Regions from separate parts of the Homo sapiens genome. Here region 1 is linked to region 2. A link is a loop called in an ENCODE intact Hi-C map of the cell type or tissue named here. Cell type or tissue: natural killer cell. All regions are shown on one strand. Links, peaks and the distances in the headings refer to the core of each region. The heading gives the core; the rest is flanking DNA. Region 1 holds the start of PRKAG1 (protein kinase AMP-activated non-catalytic subunit gamma 1). Region 2 overlaps ARF3 (ARF GTPase 3).

Region 1 (8,304 bases), core at 305-8,304, 84 kb after region 2:
CTGATAAGGGGTGGAGTAGGCATTCAAACACCTATCTTCTGGTTCCAGAGCTTGTGGTTTGCTTTTGTTTACATCAAAATTTTAATAAATAACATACTTGAAAAAACAAATTTTTAAAAAACTACGTATACCTAACAAAATAATTTCTTATAACTGATGAAGAGTTTGGTTGGGTTTATCTTGGCAGTGTTCATTTTTGTAAATTTTTTTGTTTGTTTTGTTTTGAGGCAGAGTCTTGCTCTGTTGCCCAGGCTGGAGTGCAGTGGCGTGATCTTGGCTCACTGCAACTGCCTCCTCCTGGGTTCAAGCAATTCCCGTGCCTCAGCCTCCTGAGAGCTGGAATTACAGGCGTGCACCACCACACCCACCTAATTTTCATATTTATAACAGAGATGGGGTTTTACCATGTTGGCCAGGCTGGTCTCAAACTCCTGACCTCAACTGATCTGCCCGCCTCAGCCTCACAAAGTGCTGGGATTACAGGCATGAGCCACCACGCCCGGCCATTTTTATAAAATTTTTGAATGTATTTACTCCATTCTGATGAAATTCTACCTCTCTGGAATCACAGAAGAGAAGAAACCAATACTGCTACAATATTGTGCCTTCCAGAAATGCTTCTATCCACTTCTGAGCTGAACGAGCATTATCTGCAAAGCTCATGTTCTTGTACACTATACTGCCTAATGAAACACTAGGTCCTAAAAGCTAAGACTAAAGATCTGAGCTTAGGGCTAACCCCTACAAGATTCTCACAGATCTACTTTATTAAAACATGGAAGCCAGAGAGACAGCATTGTCTTCCCCAAACACAGACACTCACTAGGCATAGTTGTAGGCACTAGAACCACAGACACTGGTTCCACCATTGTCTAGCTCCATGGCAGAGAGAGAGCCACAACTGGGGAGGATCCCAGTAGCTGACTGTCAGCCAGTCAAAACCTGAATGACTGAGAGGTGGATAAGGAACACGAATGTACTGAAACTGGGAACTTGAGTCCACTCAGCACCCTTGTGAGTCAAAGGCTGCTATAGCCAGGGGATGCTGGTTTTCCAAGTTTCCCTTCCCAAGATAGTCTGAGATTAGAGAGTGCTTTGACTAGACAAAACTTAGAACCATTTCTGTGCTCCCTCAAGTGGGAACATTTGGAAATGCCATTGTTATTTAGGAACCCAGAAGGGATCACAACAATTTTCATCTGCTAGCATCAACAGTCTTGGCTCCATTTTCTCTGGGTGATATCTCCAAAATAAAACCATACTTCATCCCCATAGCTTCTGTAGTAACATGACATTAAAAACTTCAACCTGGGAGGTTGGCTGACAAACTTCCTAAACCAGGGAAGTTTAAGACAGCCCTAAACTTTTCTCCCTTAATGGGCTAGGGGAGAGTGCAGGGAGTAAGGGGGATAATCTCCCTCTTCCCACTGGACTGCATAAGACTGTCAGCTTGGCCTGCCATTTTGGCAAGACTATCAGAACAACAGCCTCATCACTTATAAGTGGGAGAGAGGGCTGTGATAAAGATAGACACATGATATATCAGAGTCTCACAAAGATCTACACAAAGGCACAAAAACAGCTACTTCTGTAGAATTTACCCATCATATGATATATACTGTACTGTGCTACAGTTATTTTGTTCATTATCTATCCAAACAGATTATAAATTCCTGGAAACCTAGAACTATCTTATACTTTGTATCTCCCATACCACCAAGCACAGGGTTTTGCATATAATTCACAGTTGTTTTGTTTTTTAATTCTCAAAGAATGATGCACACTGATATGAACAGATATGCCCAAGACTAAGTTACAGAGGGAGGAAAGAAACATAGAGCTAACTAGAGATACAGATACCAACATAAGAGAGTCAAACACAACTGCATATGTGACTTTTTTTTTGGGCGGGTGGGCAGAGTCTCGCTGTGTCTCCCAGGCTGGAGTGCAGTGATGCGATCTTGGCTCACTGTAATCTCCGCCTCCGGGGTTCAAGCGATTCTCCTGCCTCAGCCTCCCAAGTAGCTGGGACTACAGATGCCTGCCACCACGCCCAGCTAAGTTTTTTTTTGTATTTTTAGTAGAGACGGGGTTTCACTATGTTGGCCAGGCTGGTCTTAAACTCCTGACCTCGTGATCCACCCGCCTCGGCCTCCCAAAGTGCTGGGATTACAGGTATGCGCCACCGAGCCTGGCCGTGACTTTTAACTTTCTGCCTGTTTCACCATATCAGAGGGGGGATTATGTAATTACATCTACTCCTTTCTACCTTTTTTTTTTTTTTTGAGACAGGGTGTCACTCTGTCATTCAGGCTGGAGTGCAGCGGCATGATCACAGATCACTGCATCTTCAACTTCCCCAGCTTCTCCGACTTCTGCCTCCCGGGCTGCTGGGACTACAGGAACATACCACCAGGCCCAGCTACTTTTTGTATTTTTTTGTAGAGATGGGGTCTCGCTATGTTGACCAGGCTAGTCTTGAGCTCCTGGGCTCAAGCGATCCGGCCACCTTGGCCTCCCAAAATTCTGGGATTACAGGCAAGAGCCACTGCTCCTGGCCTCCTTTCTACTTTTAATAACATAAGGGACCTGAGAAAGTACCACTGTACCACGCAAGTACAAAATATTACAGAGACACAGTCTACATCTGACAAATAGACTCGCAATTTCTTCCAAACTTCTGATCTACATTTCCAATTATTTGTTTGACAACCATAGATGTCACAGAGACTCCTCAAATGCTTGAATACGAAACAAAACATTTGTCCCTCCAATCCTATTATTCTCGCTGTGGTTCCCATCTTGTTTTTTTGTTTTGCACAGCTGTCTTCTTAACACTTATCAGCTAAGCTGGTATGTTAGAAATGTCTCAGATCCATCTCTCTCATTGCCAATATCACAGCCTTAATTTAGGCTTTTACCTCTCACCTCTGCAACGTTGTTTAAACTGGGGTCCTTGGCCCAAATCTATCTGTTCTTCAATTTATCTTTCATGCTTTCACCAAGTTTGTTCACCAAAGCATCTCAGATTTGGAAGGGACTTTCATCCCCATTAACAAGAAACTTTACTTTTCGAAGTAGCTCAGTCCATGTACAGAAAGCTGCTATGAACATTCCTAAAGGACATTCACTGACTTGCTCATAAATCTTCCATGGGTCCCCTATTACAAAACAAAGTTCAAATTTAGCATGGTGTGTAATACCTTCAACCTGATCTTAGCCTGCTTTTCCAGTCTTTTCTCCCACTGTGACCAAAATCCAAAGCCAGCAACATCATGCCGCTGGCTCACCCCCAGTTCTCTACATACCCCAATTTCAGTGCCCTTGCTCACACTGTTCTCTCAATTTGCAGTGCCCTCTCCTAGGTCCAAAGTAATTTTTCTCTCAGCTATTCTGTCACAGTCCTCTGTTTTCATATTGATGACAGCATTTATTATAGTCTACCTTTAAATAACAGCTGTTGCTGGCTTGCCCTCACCATCACTCCAGTTAGGCTGAACATTTTCAAAGCAGGAGTTTTCTTTCTTTTCTTTTTTTTTGGAGACAGGATCTCACTGTGTCACTCAGACTGGAGTGCAGTGGCATGATCTCAGCTCACTCCAGCCTCCACCTCTTTGGATCAAGCGATCCTCCCACCTGAGCCTCCCGAGTAGCTGGGACTACAGGCACACACCACCACCACCACGCCTGGGTAATTTTTGTATTTTTGTTTCTGTCGAGACAGGCTTTCATCATGTTGCCCAGGCTGATGCTGAACTCCTGAGCTCAAGCAATCCACTTGCCTTGGCCTCCCAAAGTACTGGCATTACAGGCGTGAGCCACCACACCTGGCTGAGTTTTCTTTTTCCTCTTTTTAACTTCTACCCCAGAGCCTAATCCAGTACATAAAGTGTAAAGGCTAAATTAGAAAATCTATATAAAAATGCTTTGTAAACCATAATACATTTACAAGTAAGTAGAATATGACATGTCATTTTAAATTTAATGGAATTAGACTCCTTATTTTTGTTTAAGATTATCCTGATTAGTCAGAATTGGCTCCCTTGCCTGGGAGACCAACTGCGAATCATTTTAGTACTTTGGTCGGTTTTCTTTTTGAAAACCTGAAAGAAACAACCTCTCTGTGAGCAGAGAAACGGTGTGGCAAAGAATTACTCTGGGCATGTAATCCAAAGCAAAGTGAACCTGCAGTCCTTTCGTAACTACAGTAGCAGATGATAAAAACCAAGATGGAAAGAGTTACTCTGCCTGAAAGAAGACACATGGTTAAAAACTGTGGAGAGGGAAGTGTATGGGAGGGGTTACAGAGCGCTAGAAAAAGACTCCTGAGAGTGAGGGTGGGTGCAAACATGTAGCAGGCAACCCGCAGCATCTGTGGGAGGGTGACAGGGCCCTGCCACAATTGGTCAATGCCTGCTCGCCAAGAATGAGCTATGCCAAAACCCCTGCTTAGAGTCGCAGAGCGGGCCATGACCTAAAATTGTCCAGGGACACATCGGCCTCTAACACTGCAAGATTTCCTCTTTCAAGCAAACCTCAATTCTCGGTCTTATTAAGGGAATGTGACTTCACTGGACGCAGTATAAAGATCTTCAGATGTCCTCCTGCCGGGGATTGCAGGGATCACAGAAAGACCATCGAGGTCCAGGAGCTACCTGCAAGCGGAGATCCCTCTGGACGCCCCGTGCCTCACCCAGCAAAGCCGGCTCACAACCCTGCGCTCTCAAACCTCTAAAAGGGCTTGAGGTGCCAATAGGAAAGGAGGCCCGAGATTGCCACGGCATACGTGGGCCCCAAGGAGGGAGCCAGGAGTCACTGCCTGCTTGGGCTAAGGGTACCGCGTACGGAAAGGCGGCGGGGACGCGGCCCAGTTCCAGGAGATGCGCCCAACGAAGAAGCGGAGGAACAGGGTCACGGGATAGGGCAGACACCCGGCTGCTTTTTGTTTGCTAGACACCAGCGCCAGCCCCTGCCCGGCCCTCCCGGTCTCCTAAGGGTTGGGGGGGTGTCTTAGGCTCCACAGCGCCCCCGACCGCCCTCCTGCACTCCTCACCGTCTCCATTGCAAGAGGCGCCCGGCTTGGTTTCCTCGCTTTAGGAAACTCTCTTGGGGCAGGCCCCGCCCCACATCCGGTGCGGCGACGCCACTTCCGCCCACGTCATGGCAGTCGCCAGACTGGGGCGGAAGGCAAGGAACCCACCCTTCCGGCGGTGGCGGGCCTCGGTAACCGCCCTCCCCCGGGTCCTCGCGGACCGCACGGATCCGGCTGACGGCGAGGGTCATGGGACGGAGCCGCTTGTATTTAAAATGTTCTTTTTTTATTTGTCGTTTAAAAACAAACTTGGAAGAAGCAAAATCCAAAACTTGCCCTTTGCCTCTCGCAACATAAATATGTACAGTTCAGAATGATCGCTGATACAAAACATGCCAAGGACAGGGGCGCTGAGGGTGGAGGGAGAGAGGGCGCTTTAAAAAAGGGAACCATTTCATCCGTTGTTACGAAGGACCAACCTTGCTGTACAGGATACACACAACACAAAATAAAGTCTTCACGGGATTCACACTTGTCAGCGATTTATTTTTTAAAAAGGGGGAGGGTCCTGGAGGTGAGGGGAGAAGACTGTAAAGGGGAAAACTGAAAACTGAGTATGTGCGAGTGTAAACCAACCCAAAATACAAACACGGGGGCGGGGGGTGGGGTGGGGGATTCTGATGCAATTATACAGGCAGGGTACTTAAAAAAAAAACCAACCAAAATTCCAACCTTGTAGCTTGGGTCTGAGTTATAGTTTATATAAAAATTAAAAACTGTATAAGGTTTCTTCACTAAATTCTACAGGACTATCGGATACCTAGCATATGCTTACAAAGTCTGCCCCATCCCCTTTTCCCAATCCCAGGGCCCAAGCCCCAAACACAGCCTGACTCACGGGAGCCAATCTCCCCCTCCCTGTAGCCTAGACCTTCTGCTCTCGGAAAAGGAACATCCAAGGGCTGTGGCTTTGAGGGCAGCAGCCCAGTCTTCCTACTGTCTGATTTAATTACAGCGGTTCCTGTGGGAGTGGGGGCTGTTATTCTCTTAAACATTTGCAGCTTGAAACAGTTGAGGAAGCAGCTTTAAAAAAAAAAAATCTCCCTACCCCCAACAATCCACAACCCCCCAAATTCAAAACAAAACAAAAACAAACCTAAAATCACAACAGCGACCAAGCTCCCCCTCCAGCAGGCCCGCCCGTCCACCACCACCAAGCCCACCCCTACACTCCAGACATCTGATTCTTGAAAATATTAATTACAAAATGCCCTTTGCCCACAGCCCCTAGAAGAGAACTGCATATAAGCTTCATCTTCATCCCCACGGTTCCCTACCAGAGAGGGGTTTGGGGCCTCACCCACCCCTTACCTACTCCCACCCCCAGGAAGAGGTTCAACTGCAGCACAAGCTTGGGCAGAAAGGGGAAGGAAAGGGAGGCAAGGAACCCATCACCCTCTGGCTCCCCCTGGGGTCAGCTCTCTTTTGTGCGTTATAACATAGTCCAACTATACAACAGGGGGTGGGAATTGCCCAGCCTCTATACCCCCATCTTACAGCAGTCACAGCCAGGGGGTGGGGAGTGGGGTGGGGGGTGAGGAAAAGGGCGGTAGGTCGGGTAATGGAGGGGGCCCCCCCACAAGGGGAGCTCCATGTGTCCGCCCCACACCCCCCTACCATTTATAAACTGGTTTTGTAAAAAGAAAATAGATATATTTATATAGAATATATAAAGCACAAAAATTAGTAGTTTTACATTTGCTCTCCCCGGGGGGTGGGGGGAGAGGGGAGGGTTCTCACCTCCAGCCGGCTCCCCCATGCCCCACAAGACTATGTACAATCCCATGTATAAATAGATAAATACCCCCCACCCTCCCCGCGCTGACACTAAGCTCCCCCACCCCCACATCACCACCCCTTCCCACCAGACCAGCAGCAGTTTGGTGACTGAGGGAAAGTGGGAGCTCCGGGCCACACCCTGCCTCACTAGGTATGGGCATGCCACTCAGGGATAGCCCTCACCCTACCCCCCACCCAACCCGTCCAGGGGCTGGAGGGCAAACAGGCTCATGATGAGGTTGGGAAAACAGGAGGGAGATATCCTGGTCCTAGGTTTAGCTCCCTCCTGCCCCCATGTCCAGATGGAGAAGGAAGTCCTAGAGCAACTAGGGGCCAGTCATCCCCAATCTTCATCATCATTTGCCTCAACCACCATCCCATGCCCATAATTAAAAACAAAGATGGATTTTTTGTTGTTGTTTTTCTTCCTCCTCCTACCCCCCTTCCACCCACTCAGAAGAGGGCAGTGAGGTGGGGGAGAGGGTTGGGGCAGTAGGGGGCTTGGAGAGGGTCTCACATTTCAAAACAGCAAAAAATCCAACACTTAAATGAGGTAGGTGTGGGTGCGGGGTCTCCTTGCCCGGCTTGCCCAGCTTGCCCTCCTAGGCAGCTGGGCGCCTCTTTCCCGTTCATGTTGCATTTGTCAGAGTGGAAAACAAGGAAACACAACCCATAGAGAGACAGAAACACAGAGGAAAAGAGGGAAACAGAGACAGATCAAGAGGGAGGGGGATGGGGGTGAGGGTGGGGGCAGGACCCGGCAGGCAGGGCCAGGTGTGGGACCCGGCCTTTGGGATTGTCAAGCTTAGTCAAGTCTCTTTGCAGCCGTGAGTTGGGCCGGAGAGGTCAGTGGGAGCAGCAGGGCTGTGAGGCCCGGCCACACATCCTCTTCCCCCACCCTGCTGCCTCCCAGATGCTTCTGGGTAGTTCCCGGCCCATATCCCCCTCAAACCTGAGATGCCCAATGGCTGCTTCTGTCTGGCCCCTCCTGGAGCTGGGGGCAGAGATGCCAGCCTGAGGGCCGGTGGTGGGGAAGAGGATTGTCCCTGGTGCCCAGGGTGGGCTTGGCCTAGGGCCCTCTGCCCCAGCCTCCTGCTCCAGGGGCTCCGGGTCAGCCGGCAGCCCCAACCCTGGGTCCTGGCTCTGGCTGCTACCTCTCTTCCCCCTCATCCCTTTCAGGGAAGAGGTTGTGGGTAGGGGGACTCCCCTGCCTGGTAGCCTCAAAGCTTCTTAGTTCATCCATTTCCGACAATTCCAGGCTCCACAGTGGCAGGGGATCTTGTGCTGATCGTCCTCAAAATCAAACTGATAGTCATAGGTTAGCTGAAAAGAGAAGAGGGCAGAATCAATGCTAGTCCCCCACAGGAAGAGGGGAGGCCAGAGAAGATATGATCTGAGGTGCCCAGCCTAGGAATCCACATTTAGGGAATGGC
Region 2 (8,261 bases), core at 262-8,261:
TCACGCCACTGCACTCCAGCCTAGGTGACAGAGACCTTGTCTCAAAAAATAATAAGCCCCTGATCCCTAGCCTCTCCCTACTTTGGACCACTGTGTACACTGCTGCTATCTACAGTTTCAGTCCCATCATCTGCCCACTAAAAAGCCTACCATGGCTTCACATTGCCCACGTGAATAAAATTCCAACTCCTTGACATGACAACTGAAAGCTTGTCATCCAGCCCTAATCTGCTTTTCCAAACTTGGCTTTTATTCCATTAAACTGAATCCCTCTTAGAGACAGGAACCTCATGTTTCTCATTTCTAAATCTTCATTGCTAGTATAGTGTCTGACACATCAATGCTCAGTAAATGTTTGTGAATTGAGCCAAATTCCCTTCCTGCTCATGGACTGTGGTCTGGCATCAGACAAACCTACATCTTCTGTTTCCATCTCTGTGCCTGAACTCATACACTTCTTTTACCTGTCAAGCTCCCTCCAGGCTAAGCTCAAATATCATTTCCTCTGTGAAGTCCTGATTCTCTTAGCTAGGATCTCCAGGCATACACTTGTGGACATTATTATATTTTTCCTTTTGTTGCAGTTATTTGTGTATGCCCCATTCCTCCCTTCCTATCTCCCCCAAAGAGCCAGCTAACTGATGGCAAGGTCAAGGTTGCAATCATGTCTGGAGCTAAGTACTAGCTACACGATAGCCTCCAAATAATAGATTCTAGACAGTATGTTTTACTTTGAAGAAATTATACTATGAAATACTGAGAAGCCATTAAAAGGAGATCTAATTACACTAATATAGAAAATCTCTAAGACAAATGTATATATACCCTAAGTAAAAAAGCAAGTAGCAGAATAACAGATGTGATATGAGCCCATTTATATTTTAACCCCTCCACAAACATGTGTCAGCACATACATTTAAAAAAGGAACTAGAAGGATGCACATCAAATAGCTGAGGATGGTTACGTTTGGGCATGGGAGAGAGAAGAGTAAGGGCAATGTCCCACATGTTGCTCTGTATATTTTTGTATTGTTTGGATCTTTTACAATAGAAATTACTTTGGTTATAATTTTTTTCCTGCTCAGATGTTACTTCTCAGGTTATAAAAATAATTTTTAATATTAAATATTACACGAATAAACAAGATATATAGCAATACAAGGGAATGAGTGGGAGGTGTTAAATGAGTTGTGCTAACAGAGCTAAAGGAGCCAACGTGGGGAAAAACTATAAAAGTCCTTGTAGTTGCAGAGGGCACAGGCAGCTTTGTGGAGGAGGTGAAACTTGAGCTAGATCTTGGAGTGGGATTTTTAAACAAGTGAGAAAGGAGGTGAAGGCAGAGGGCCAGATGTTTGGGAAAAATGAATGGACTGATTTGGCTAAAGTAAGGGATTTGGCCAGAGACTAGAGAGAGGTGGCTGGAGAGGGAATTAAGGGCTAGTTGTAGGCCGGGTGCAGTGGCTCACGCCTGTAATCCCAGCACTTTGGGAGGCCGAGGCGGGCGGATCACGAGGTCAGGATATCGAGACCCATCCTGGCTAACACGGTGAAACCCCGTCTCTACTAAAATTACAAAAAATTAGCCAGGCGTGGTGGCGGGTACCTGTAGTCCCAGCTACTCGGGAGGCTGAGGCAGGAGAATGGCGTGAACCCAGGAGGCGGAGCTTGCAGTGAGCCGAGATCGCGCCACTGCACTCCAGCCTGGGCGACAGAGCGAGACTCCAGCTTAAAAAAAAAAAAAAAAAAAAAAAAAAAAAAGGCTAGTTGTGAAGAACCTTGAATGTCAGACTAAGGCAGTGGGAACACATTGCAAGTTTCTAAGCAAAAGGATGACACAGCATACTGCACTGATGTATCAGCAGACTCGAACAGTGTGGTGAAGGTGGAAGGCTATTGTCTTATCCAGGTCTGAGGCTCTGTTCAGGAACCTGAAGGGGAAGAGGAGTGGAGTAGGAGAAGGTGGTAGTAGAAATGGAAAGGGCAAAACTATTAAACACAATATCCACCCACAGGCAGCACAAGCCCATCTGCACCCTGGAGGGACCAGAGAAGGAGCTTTTTCCTTGGATCAAGTTAGAAGAAATCCAAACAACAGAGAAAGGTGAGATGATTCTTGGAAAGATAGGAGAGTTGGCCCACCCCTGGCTGGAGATACAACTTAATCACAGAACCATTGCTAGAAAAGCCTCCACACTCAAAGGTGTCTCTGTCAGTGTGTAGGAGAAACCCTACCACAGTACCTGGGCTTCCAAGACTCATGGGGCACCCACCATGCCCAGCTTGATTAAAGACAATGGTGTTTATTAATTCATCCATTTGTTCATCAAGGTTGCATGACTATTATGTGCCAAAGAATAAGCAGAACACTGCTCTTTAAATGTTCTTAAGTGTTTATTTATAACAGGTTGTTAATAAAGTAAAAGCCTGAGTTGGCATATATAAATTTGGGTTTAAAATTTGATTTTGGTTGAGACAGGGTCTTGCTGTGTCACCAGTGCGGTGGCGCAAACACAGCTCACTGCAGCCTCAATCTCTCAGGCTCAAGCAATCCTCCTGCCTCAGCCTCCTGAGTAGCTGGGACCACAGGCACGTGCCACCATGCCCAACTAATTAAAAACATTTTTTTTTGGCCGGGCACAATGGCTCATGCCTGTAAATCCAGCACTTTGGGAGGCTGGGGTGGGAGGACTGCTTGAGCCCAGGAGTTTGAAACCAGCTTGGGCAACATAGTGAAATCCCATCTCTATTTTTTTTAAATAAAAGTAAAAATATATATATATATATAATATAAACATATAATTGTATATATATCATATAAACATATATTTATATATATATATATATATATATATATATATATATTTTTTTTTTTTTTTTTTTTTTTTTTTTTCTTATAGAGATGGGGCCTCACCATGTTGCCCAGGTTGATCTCAAACTCCTGGGCTCAAGCTATCCTCCCACCTAAGCCTCCCAAAGTGTTGAGGTTATAGAATTGAGCCACCATGCCTGGCCTGGTGTTGTATTTTCAAGGGTATACATACCCCCAGCTGACTAGATGTTTTCTTTCAGGTATGTTTATGCATATATTCATCCAAGAATGAAGCACTTACTTACTTCCTCCACTCTTCCCCTATGGCTGTTCTAATCAAAGAGGTATCATCCCATAAATGCAAGATTTGGCAAAGACAAGAACAGATTCCCCATCTCCTATCTATAACCTAAGGCCAAGAGTGCCCTTTATTACTATATTCAGAACTCAGAAAGAATTCCTGTGGGTTAGAGCCCCAAGCTAAGCCCTCCAAGCCTTAAAAGTCCTTCTATTCAATTCTGTGCTGGGAGGACCCTGAACGATATATGGGATGGAGGGGTGAAGGTGGAAGTGGGGGGAAGCAGGTGCCAGGCGGACAAGCCCATTCTCAAACCTGCTGCCTCGCCTGGATTGACTGCCAGACAGCTCTCAATATGCCTGGTTTGTGAGGAAGGGTGAGGGAAGGAAGGGTACATGGGTAGAACTGGTCAGCCCTCTGCATAGATAGCCAGGGTTTTGGATTGAGTATCCTCTCTTCTACACCATGTTCAGCTCAGAAGCCGGAAGTGCTCCTCAACTAGAGGCCAGATACTCTCTTCTGCAACTCACAGCCAACATGACACACACAAACAGACACTCATCTTCAAGCCTTGATGGTGAATGGTCTCAACCCAACTTCCTCACATCTACACCTCCAACCACTGCCTTCGGTGGCTTTGCTCCCTTTACCTGACTAAATGATTCCATTTCCTCTGTCCTAACCCTCTTCCCTTTTCTCAGGAATTCAGAGTCATTCTTACCCATACCAGCAATCAGGGTCAGGAAACCCAATCAGAAAGAAAAACTTGAAGAGGAAGGCGGGCATCCGGATCCTATCACTCCCCAGTGACCAGCAAGACACTCTCTCTCCAGGTACTGGGTTGGAAAGTGAGAGAACTGAATTCTGGCTCTCCTACCTTCACACTCTTCAGAACTGGAAAAGAAGCTTTTCTGCCAGGCACGGTGGCTCATGCCTGTAATCCCAGTGCTTTGGGAGGCCAAGGTGGGCGAATCACTTGAGGTCACAAGTTCAAGACCAGCCTGGCCAACATGGTGAAACCCCATCTCTACTAAAAATAGAAAAATCAGCTGGGCATGGTGGCACATACCTGTAGTCCCAGCTACTCGGAGGCTGAGGCAGGAGAATTGCTTGAACCTGAGAGGCAGAGGTTGCAGTGAGCCGAGATCACGCCATTGCACTCCAGCTTGGGCAAGAGTGAGACTCCGTCTCAAAAAAAAAAAAAAAAATTAGCAGGGAGTTGTGGTGTGCACTCATAATCCCAGCAACTCGGAAAAGGCTGAGGCACAAGAATCGCTTGAACCTGGGAGGCAGAGGTTACAGTGAGCCGAGATCACGCCACTGCATTCCGGCCTGGGTGACAGAGACTGTGTCTCAAAAAAAAAAAAAGCTTTTCTTAATAATATTACTGCTGCCCAAAGACATGACTCCCTACACTAAGCAGCAGCAATGGAAGGGGTGTCCCCCAACTCTCACTACCCAACGTGGTATACTACAGATGTCCCAAAAGGATTCCACAGCATCCTAGAAATGGATCCCCAGCCCCCTCCCTGAGTTCAGTGGTTTGACCTACTTTTAGCAGATGCCTAAAAACATCGAATGTACTAAATACATACTTGTCAACTTCCTGCTGTAACCAACCTAGGCGCTTGAACTGGAAGTGGTGTATGCAGTGAATCCCCAGAGCCTTTAGACCTTATACCTCAAGGCTGAGAAACCCACACATACATTCATTCTCTGCCACTGCCCCTATACTCTGCAATGAAGGGGAGGGTTTTGCCCTCCATCCCACCTTAGCCAACCTAAGCCCTTCCACTGGCTTTCTACAGGCTCATTTGGGAAGCTCCCTTGCCCAGATTATCCTGAAGTGGACCCTGGGTCCAAGTCTTCCGCCAGTCCATGACTGATGCTATGCATGTTCTGGAAGATGGGATTGCTGTTTGTCCTAAGAGCTGGGTGCTAAGTATCTACCTCCCAGGTTCAGTCTCCTCTTCATCCCCTATCCCCTCAAAAGAACTGGAAGGCTTCAGCAACTGCCACAAGAGGGCTCCCCTCTACTTCCTTCCTGGCATTCTAAATTGAGTACTAAGGGACAGATGGGAATAGGTCATCCTCTTCCCCAAGTTGTTCAGGGGTCCAAAGACCCCCCAGTGGCCCACCATTCAGCTAAAGTCCTCTCCCTTATCATTATGAGAGGTTGTAGCTCTGAAAGATATCTATTTGCTAATATAGAAATAAAACACCTGGCCGGGCGTGGTGGCTCACGCCTGTAATCCTAGCACTTTGGGAGGCTGAGGTGGGCAGATCACCTGAGGTCAGGAGTTCAAGACCAGTCTCACTAACATGGAGAAACCCATCTCTACTAAAAATACAAAATTAGCCGGGTGTGGTGGCGCATGCCTGTAATCCCAGCTCCTCAGGAGGCTGAAGCAGGAGAATTGCTTGAACCCGGGAGCCCAGGAGGAGAGGCTGTGGTGAGCCGATATCGTGCCATTGCCCTCCAGCCTGGGCAACAAGACCAAATTCCGTCTCAAAAAAAAAAAAAAAAAAAAAGAAGAAGAAGAAAGAAAACACTTGGGAAAGATACTCTTATCAGCACCCTGTCACCAAGCAGAACTTTGGAGAAGCCTGGAAGGAGGAAAGTGTCATCTGATCTTGAGGAGTAGGTGGGTAATGTTCAAAGTCATTGGGATTGATAAGACATGTCTGGTTGGAGTAGTTTGAGAGTTATATATGGGTGGAAGCACTGGTCCTTGAGGGTGATGGCCTATTAATAATAGAAGTGCTGAAAAGGAAAATTGGCAGGGGAGGCAGCAGGGAAGTAACTGAATATAAATTATATGCTTCACACTGGTACTTGGGGCTCTCAAACTTATTATATGCCTAAATCCTATCCCTTTCCCACAAAAGCAGGCTGGGAAGACCTCTGTCCTCAAAGCTTAAGAAAATATTAAGATTGGGGAAGGCTTGCCTGGCTCACCCAGACCTCACCCACCCTAAAGGTAGCACCATCCCTTTCTTTGCCTGGAGCCAGACACTGGTAGCAGGGGAGGAACAGAATAGTGGTGGGAGTGCGATGGGAGGATGGAGGCTTTATGGAAAAGGTCTATTCCTCAAGACATTTGTGGGATCTCTGGATGAGGCTTGGCATCCTGACAATGAAAAACCACACGCCTGAAGTAGAGCTGATGCAGGGCCATCAGTTGTAAGAAGGATTAAGGTCATTACACTGCCCAGACGTTTATCCTTCATGTTTATTCACTGCCAAAGTCCAGAACTAGACTAGTGAGGGGGTCTCTGTTCAAACTAGAAGCACCTCATGTGCAAGGCTGAGGAGATCTGAGAGTAGAGGCACATGGGGCCCTCCAAGTTCAGGGCCCTTCAGCCAGTGAAGTCCATACAGTCTACCAACAGGTGAGAAATACAGCTGATTTCAGGTTTAAACCCTTTAGAACTAGAGGAGGAAAGTCACGAAGCCCTCACACTCTGATGCCCAATTCATTTGGGCTCCCCCGCCGCGGGGTATGATGGGAAGAAATAACCAGTGTGGAGTGGCACTAAGTTCCTCCATAACCTTACTCTCTATCAATCAAGTGTGCCTTTTACCCCTTTGCTGAAAGAAGGAGCACTATGGAGAGAGGGACCAGAAACAGGACTCCCCTCACCATGAAACTACTGTCCCACGGCTGCTGCACAGCAAAGATGAAGGTCGGCTCCAAAGCTGCATAAAACAAGTTTAATTTCCAACCAGGGTCACAGTCATCGCGTTATCCCACATTTTGAGCAAGGATAGAGAAGGTGAGTTATTAAACATATACAGTCTACATTCCAGAGGAGGAACTGCAGTTACCACTATAACACCACAGACAAACTTTGGGGTGGGGGGAGCGGGAGTCCTCAGGAAGCAGAAAGCTGGAATCAGGGAAAGCATAAAATTAAACCTACCAGAGAGGAGAGGAGAGGGAGTGGGCAGAAATGGAATGAAACACCCAATCCCAAAAGAGCTGTTAAGTGAATGGGAATGTAGAAAGGACCACCCCTGCCAAGGGCTTAGCAGCCAGGGATACTACCAAGATCACTTACTGCCCCCTGCTGGACAGATCTGGGGCAGCACCAAGGCAACCTCCTAACATTTCCAGCCCCAGATTGGTCCCTGGAGCCCCCAAAAAAACAAGGTGAGGGGTGAGGCCTGAAGTGAGGAAAACCTATTTAGGACTGACATCTAACTAGAGAAAGTCAGGGAATGAGGCAGGAGAAGAGGCAAAGTCCTCATGAACCACAAAGATAGAGTGGAAAATCCTAAGTAGGAAAAAATACATGGAAAAGGGCAAATGAGCAACAGCAGTGAATGAGTTGAGATTGAAAAGGAAAGAGTTCAAGGAAGGAGAGGCAATGGGGCAAGACAAAATAAATCTGAGGAAACAGAGCAAATAAAAAGTATGGAGGGAAGCATCTGTGGGGCCAGGGAAATGAATACATTTTTAAATGAAATAGAACCTCCAACACCCCCCCCACAACCACCACACACAAACACACCCACACCCATATACACACACACTCACACACACACACAGGCCTAGAGAGCAAGATACCTGCACACACCTGCTGCATCCTGGGTAACACATCACTAAGTAACTGGCACTGAGGGAGATACCCCTGGAACCTCTCTTTCACAGTTCAATCTTGGATGGGGTTACTAATATTGATCCATCTGCTATCAACAAAAGTGGCCAGGAAACCTGGCCCCATGGAGTGGGGCTTGGGACAGCCCTACTGGGAAGGGGTCCCTCAGCCATGCTGTGGGGGGCCCTGGGCCCTGACCTTAGCAGGTTATGGGCAGCTGTCTCGGAGCTCAGGGCGCAGCCAGCACACACAGGAGCCCACAGGACAGCCACGTCTTCACAGAAACTACAGAAGTCAGGACCCAGGCGAGGACCTCAGGAACAAGTGCCCCCTGCAGACAGAGAGACGCAGTAGCAACAGCTTCTGAACAACTACATAATAATGCGGGGAGAATCCTGAAGACCACTGCATCCCACAAGCACTGACAACCACTTCAGGATTTTATTTCCTCCACTCTAACCCCCAGATCCATTTATGAGAAGTGAGTGAGGATGGCAGGGGCATGGAGGGTGAAGGGACAGCAAGGATGGTCTGAGGGCCTGGAAACAATAG

Evidence for each region. A loop is a pair of places that touch in the nucleus more often than their neighbours do. Peaks named below come from ENCODE experiments on the same cell type or tissue, not always from the same donor. Only the 100,000 strongest peaks of a DNase experiment are listed, where the experiment ranks them.
Region 1: a loop joins it to region 2, with 8 times the contacts of the local background. A loop is called at or near these places in 5 of 110 quality-filtered maps.

Annotation. Positions count from the first base shown.
Region 1 is chr12:49,013,679-49,021,982 of GRCh38, forward strand. PRKAG1 (protein kinase AMP-activated non-catalytic subunit gamma 1) reads right to left here and starts at 5,098. Exons shown (of 12, transcript NM_002733.5): 1 at 5,054-5,098. The coding sequence starts at 5,062. KMT2D (lysine methyltransferase 2D) reads right to left here. Exons shown (of 55, transcript NM_003482.4): 55 at 5,300-8,194. The coding sequence ends at 8,102. It overlaps DDN-AS1 (DDN and PRKAG1 antisense RNA 1), which reads left to right. Exons shown (of 2, transcript NR_147179.1): 2 at 4,558-5,562. RefSeq lists a silencer at 928-1,222 and enhancers at 4,139-4,729, 5,302-5,501. In natural killer cell, for the core only: a CTCF peak has its summit at 4,953; DNase peaks (open chromatin) are centred at 5,133, 5,963 and 6,493; H3K4me3 peaks cover 1,531 bases; H3K27ac peaks cover 3,121 bases.
Region 2 is chr12:48,929,401-48,937,661 of GRCh38, forward strand. It overlaps ARF3 (ARF GTPase 3), which reads right to left. Exons shown (of 5, transcript NM_001659.3): 5 at 6,323-8,261. It also overlaps a transcript of FKBP11 not described here. Among named protein-coding and RNA genes, the nearest start is that of FKBP11, 8.0 kb to the left of the region's middle. RefSeq lists a silencer at 7,089-7,278. In natural killer cell, for the core only: CTCF peaks have their summits at 5,190, 7,175 (motif pointing left) and 7,384; DNase peaks (open chromatin) are centred at 3,691, 4,731, 5,121 and 7,171; H3K4me3 peaks cover 1,570 bases; H3K27ac peaks cover 3,674 bases.